2 separate regions of the Homo sapiens genome follow, and region 1 is linked to region 2. Evidence: chromatin contacts called from ENCODE Hi-C or POLR2A ChIA-PET data. All regions are on one chromosome and are shown on one strand. The core of a region is the stretch at or near the end of the contact, and the rest is flanking DNA. Distances in the headings are between cores, read along the strand shown. Region 1 overlaps TRAF2 (TNF receptor associated factor 2). Region 2 holds the start of FBXW5 (F-box and WD repeat domain containing 5).

Region 1 (2,700 bases), core at 180-2,679, 42 kb before region 2:
CTGTAGTGTAGAGGCCAGGAGGTGCCGAGAGAGCTCGTCGAGGCCACTACAGCTCGCCAAGTTATGCAGTCTTCCTTCTTGTAATGAATGCCCTTTAAGAGGTTTCTCTCTGGGATCCTTGTACAGGATTCCTGGAGTAACACTGTCCACAGAGCCCAAAGGTAGAGGCAGCCCAGTGTCTGCGGATGAATGGATAAACACGGGAAGTGTGATCTGTGCACACAGTGGGATATGATTCAGCCTTAAAAAGGAAGGCGATTCGGACACACACACCCCAGGGATGAACTCTGAGGACAGTGTGCTGAGTGACATGAGCCAGTTACCAAAGGACAGATCCTCTGTGATTCCACTTAGGGGCCACCCTTAGAGTCATCAGATCCATGGGTACAGGAAGTAGAATGGAGGAGACAGGGGTCATTGTTCAGTGAGTACCGAGTCATACATTGGAATGAGGCAGTACCTTGATGCCATCCAATCCAGCCCCAGGTTGGTGAGGCTGTGAGGGCTGTTTGCTCAGAATCCTGGCTTTCTGCACTTAGGGGAGCTTCCTGCCCGGGCCAGAGCTGGGATCTCCTGCTCAGCCGGACCCTGGGGTGTTACCGGCTGGGTTGGAATTGGACCTGCATTACTGTGTGTTTCTCCTCTCCTGCTCCCCGCCCTGTGAGCCTGGCCACGCCTCCCTCTTCTCCTCGCCCACTCCCCACCCTGTGAGCCTGGCCACACCTCCCACGATCTTTTGACAGACTCTGCTTTGTGGTCTTTGGGCTCCAAGTTTCGTTTTTTCAGAAGAACTGCCCCAGCTGTGTCTGGGGTGAACAAGATGTGCTTTCCTCCCTAGCACGGGGATTGCGTCCTGGACACGGAGCGGTAGCTCCAGGGCACTGCCCTAGAGTGAGACTCCTACCTCTGTGGGCAGAGATGCCAGACCGCCCTCAGCCACGACGTGCGATGCAAAGCTTTCTAGGCTCCTGTGTGGCTCTGCCGCACAAACGGCTGTGGCGCATGGCATTGTACCCCCCACTCCCTGCTCCTTGAAAGAGATGCAGCTTGGTCATTGCCCAGTGCTGTCTGCAAGGGAGATGGCTCCCTGGGGAGGTGGCCCAGGGTCAGGGTCTCCCTGGGAGGGTTGGGGTACCAGCTGGCTGCAGGGAGTAGGGGTGCTATGCGCCATGCCACCCTTTGAGAGGACTGAGGAGTGTCTGGGGGACAGGTGGGATAATAGTTTCCAGCTCTGCACTGGACCCTGAGTCCTCTGGGGTCTCTGCCACCTCCAGGCTCATGGGATGCCACATTGACAATTATGAGGGCCTCCGGCTGAGGGCCAAGGACTATAGCCAGCCCCTGGCCTGGGGCGCCACGCGGTCCTGCAGGCACGCAGGGTGGAAAGTCCCTGGCTGCACCTTTGAGAGCTCTGGAAAGTCCCTGAGAGGAGCCGGGTTTGGTCATGTGGGAGGGGCGGGCACTGCTCTGGAATAACTTGGCTGTGGCCTTTGATTTTGTTGATAAAACCTCTCACTGGCTGTAAATGTCACACATGGGGACGGAAATCAACCCGTCTATACAGTTGGGAGCCGCTCTGCCCCTCGGAGCCGCCTCTCTTTGCTCTCCGGGTGCTCGGAGTGTGCTGCTAGTTGGGGCCTTATTGTAAACACAGTACGGAGGCTAAGGCTGCCTTTCCTCCTTGATGGTCGGAACTTTATTGGAAAAGGGGAAAATCCTGCTTAGCTTTTGAATGTTTGTCCTTTGCAATGATGCCTTTCTAGGAACTGAATGATTTTATTTATTTATTTTTATTTTTTTGAGACGGTCTTGCTCTGTTGTCCAGGCTAGAGTGCAGTGGCGTGACCTCGGCTCACTGCAGCCTCCACCTCCCAGGTTCAAGTGATTCTTCTGCCTCAGCCTACAGGCGCCTGCCACCACATCCGGCTAATTTTTTATATTTCTAGTAGAGATGGGGTTTTACCACGTTGGCCAGGCTGGTCTTGAACTCCTTACCTCAAGTGATCCATCCACCTTGGCCTCCCAAAGTGCTGAGATTCCTGGCATAAGCCACTGCACCTGGCCAAATCGAATAATTTTAAAACTTTAGGTAAATGTTGATGGAGTGCTTGCTGAGTGCCAATAGCAGAACTGAATTCCCCAGTGGGCCCCTGAGCTACTCGTTCTGGCAGCTGGATGCGGGGGTGCGGGGAGACTTTCCAGAGAGGACATAGGCTGGCTGCACGAGCAGCGGAAAGGCCAGGAAAAGCCAAGTATGCTCGGCCTCATGGACATTCTAGTGACATTCAGAGGGATGACGACTGTATTTGCGTCAAATGTGTAGTTTGAATTCTGGCTGAATAAATATTGATTTTTTTTTTTTTAAACTGTGTCTGCTGTGGGTGGGGAGAAGACTGAGACAGATGGTGCTGGTGTAGATGTATCTGCTGCAGGACAACCCTGGTCCCACTGGAGATTTCAAGTACCGAGTGCCAAGAGAAAGGTTTTTTTTGTTTGTTTGTTTGTTGTTTTTTGCGATGGAGTCTCACTCTGTCACCCAGACTGGAGTGCAGTGGTGCGATCTCGGCTCACTGCAAGCTCCGCCTCCCGGGTTCACACCATTCTTCCTGCCTCAGCCTCCTGAGTAGCTGGGACTACAGGCGCCCCCACCACTCCCGGCTAATTTTTTTGTATTTTTAGTAGAGATGGGGTTTCACCATG
Region 2 (2,700 bases), core at 201-2,700:
CTGGGACCTCCGTGCTGCGGCAGAGCTGGGTGGGGTGTGCAGGACACCTGGCCGTCCTCACCTTCACAGTGCAGTCCTTGGAGCAGGACGCGAACTGGTACCCGGAATGGGAGAAGCTGAGGTGCAGGACCTGGTCTGTGTGTTCCCGCAGCGTCTGCACCTCCACGCAGGGCACCGTGTCATACAGCCGCTGGAACTCCTCGTACCAGGACATGGCCGCTGCGGGTGGGCAGTTGTCAGTCCTGGGCCCGGGCCTTCCTCGCAGTCACGGCCATGAGCCGAGTGTGGCCCCAGCAGTCCTGGCAGGCCCCGTGGTGCCCCTGGAACCCACTAGTCATGGCATAGGCCTCGGCTGGGGGATTCAACCCTGTAGCTCACAGAGACCCCTGTACCCCCCACCCCCCAAGTGACCCAATGAACCCTCTGGCCTCCAAGCTCTGAGGGGCGCCTGCGCTGTGTCCTGACAGGCCTCTATCAGGGTGTGGGGGGGTGAGCATGGACACGCGGGGCCGCGGGGCGGGCCCCCAGCCAGGCTGACCCCCAAGCGCAGGGGCCCGGGGCCCTGGCTGCAGAACGTGGGTAGGGGCCCCACACGCCACTGACCTGGGTGTCGGGGCACGTCGCGGGCCACCTGGTAGTAGCGGTAGAACTGCTCCCTCCACAGGAACTCGTCCCGCGACACGGCCTGCCATTGGCGGCACACCAGCCCGGCGGCCAGCACGTCGGCCGGGCCCAGGCTCAGGAAGATCTGGTAGACCAGGCTGTCGGGGAGCAGGGGCGTGCCGCCCTCGTCCATCGTGACATTCTGCCCAGGCGGCCCTGAAACCCACCAACGGCTGCCCTCAGCCCAGGCCCGGGAAGGGAGGCCGAGAGCGGGCGTCCTGTTCCTCCAGCCCCAACCGTCCCGCCGGGAGTTCCACGGGGCTGCGTGTCTGCAGGGGACGCCCGGGTACCGCCGCCCAACCAAGGACCCGGCAGCTCCGGGCGGGCCGGGCCGGCCCCTCTCCGCCGCGTCATCCCCCGGCCTCCTGCGGCCGGCAGCGGGCGCCCCTCAGCCCGCCAGGGCCCGGACCGCCGCACGCGAGGCACGGGGACACCAGGCGCCGTCCGGGGACGGGCTTCCGCCGAGAGGAAGCTCGGGGCGGCCAGGCAGTGGCCTCCGCCCTGCGGCCCTGGAGCAGCTCTGCCCGGCGGGCTCGGGGCGGACGGCGGGGACGAGCGCACGGGCGGCCTCGGGGCTCCTGCACTCGCCCAAGGCGGGCGGGGACGACAAGGCGGGACCCCCGAGGGCCGCAGGCGCACTCACCACGGCCGCCTCCGCCCGCTGCGCCGCCCCCGCCCTGCGCGACCCGGACCCGCTTCCGCTGCCGCAGCCGCTCGGACCGCCGCCCCCGCCCAACGGGGAGCCCGCCAGGCCCGACGCCACGAGCCCCGAGGCATCGATGGCCGAGGAAGGCAGAGCGCGCGGGTAGCCCGCATCCGCCCCTCGTGCGCCTGCGCCTTGGGCTCCGGCGGCCTGGCCGGCTTTTCTTTGTGCGCCTGCGCGCACTCGGGCGCATTGGGAACAGCGCCCCTTGTGGCCAGCGGGCGGCGGTCGTGGGCGGGGTTGCAGGCGAGGCTCAACGAACGCTGGTTCGGGACCCGCCTCCGGCGCTCCCTGTTGCCGGGCCCTGAGCAAGTGGCTTCATGAACCCCGTGACGTTGGCCATGGAGATAAGACCACTGGGTGATGGTTTAAGGAAGATAACGTGTAAAGGGCTAAGGACTGTCGGTGGAAATCAGGGGTGCAGGAGAAATGGATAAACAGCCAGAGGTCAACTCGGACTTTGTACATAGGACATGGTGCCAGGGCCCTGCCAGGAAGTGCAGATCGAAGCTAGGCTCACGAGGAGGCTGGAGGTGGGGGGTGGGGAGGCAACGGATGGACATGGACTTCCTGGGCTGGGCTCTGTGACAGCAGAGTAGACTCTGTCCTGGGACTTGGTGGTGCTACCCTTGGCCTCCCACAGTCCTGCCACCCTGCTGCCGCCACCATGCTGCCCCCTGGGACTGCGACCCTCTTGACTCTGCTCCTGGCAGCTGGCTCGCTGGGCCAGAAGCCTCAGAGGCCACGCCGGCCCGCATCCCCCATCAGCACCATCCAGCCCAAGGCCAATTTTGATGCTCAGCAGGTAGAAGTTGGGGGGGGTAGAGGGAGGCAGGTAGAAGTTGTGGGAGGGGTAGAGGGAGACAGGTAGAAGTTGTTGCGGGGGAGAGGGAAGCAGGTGAAGTTGTGGGGGGTGTAGAGGGAAGCAGGTGAGGGGCCCTCCCACAGTGCCCTCGAGTTCTCCCATGGTCTGCCCCCAGTTTGCAGGGACCTGGCTCCTTGTGGCTGTGGGCTCCGCTTGCCGTTTCCTGCAGGAGCAGGGCCACCGGGCCGAGGCCACCACACTGCATGTGGCTCCCCAGGGCACAGCCATGGCTGTCAGTACCTTCCGAAAGCTGTGAGTCCCAGAGCAGCCCTGCACCCTAACCCCAACCCTCCTCTCAGCCCCCGGACTTCAGCCCTGCTCTGGCCCCTGACCCCACCCCGGCTGTGGCCTGGACTAGGATTCCTGGTTGGGGTCTCCCAGCCTGTGGTGCCTCCTCCCCGCCCCCCCAGGGATGGGATCTGCTGGCAGGTGCGCCAGCTCTATGGAGACACAGGGGTCCTCGGCCGCT

Evidence for each region. A loop is a pair of places that touch in the nucleus more often than their neighbours do. ChIA-PET counts read pairs that join two places held with the same protein, here RNA polymerase II (POLR2A). Pooled maps may share reads with other maps.
Region 1: a loop to region 2 is called in a map of B cell, with 11 times the contacts of the local background. The contact joins the enhancer-like site here to the promoter of FBXW5 in region 2. A Hi-C loop is called at or near these places in 16 of 168 maps with a recorded cell type or tissue (B cell, CD4-positive, alpha-beta memory T cell, PC-9 and 10 more), 26 of 37 single-sample maps with no recorded cell type and 27 of 50 pooled maps. POLR2A ChIA-PET finds 5 or more read pairs at or near these places in 16 of 52 experiments (A549, CD4-positive, alpha-beta memory T cell, Caco-2 and 12 more).

The regions. Positions count from the first base shown.
Region 1 is chr9:136,901,187-136,903,886 of GRCh38, forward strand. All of the region lies in intron 4 of TRAF2 (TNF receptor associated factor 2), which reads left to right. Among named protein-coding and RNA genes, the nearest start is that of MIR4479, 16 kb to the left of the region's middle. RefSeq lists enhancers at 597-916, 1,147-1,606. Within about 2 kb of position 1,430, at least 35 of the 41 ENCODE cell types and tissues checked have a DNase peak (open chromatin) inside an H3K27ac peak, as active enhancers do; they include B cell, GM12878, PC-9 and 5 more, where a contact is called at or near this core.
Region 2 is chr9:136,943,288-136,945,987 of GRCh38, forward strand. FBXW5 (F-box and WD repeat domain containing 5) reads right to left here and starts at 1,451. Exons shown (of 9, transcript NM_018998.4): 1 at 1,307-1,451; 2 at 604-819; 3 at 62-219. The coding sequence starts at 796. It overlaps C8G (complement C8 gamma chain), which reads left to right and starts at 1,956. Exons shown (of 7, transcript NM_000606.3): 1 at 1,956-2,171; 2 at 2,347-2,483; 3 at 2,642-2,700. The coding sequence starts at 2,034. RefSeq lists an enhancer at 1-629 and silencers at 465-534, 915-1,494.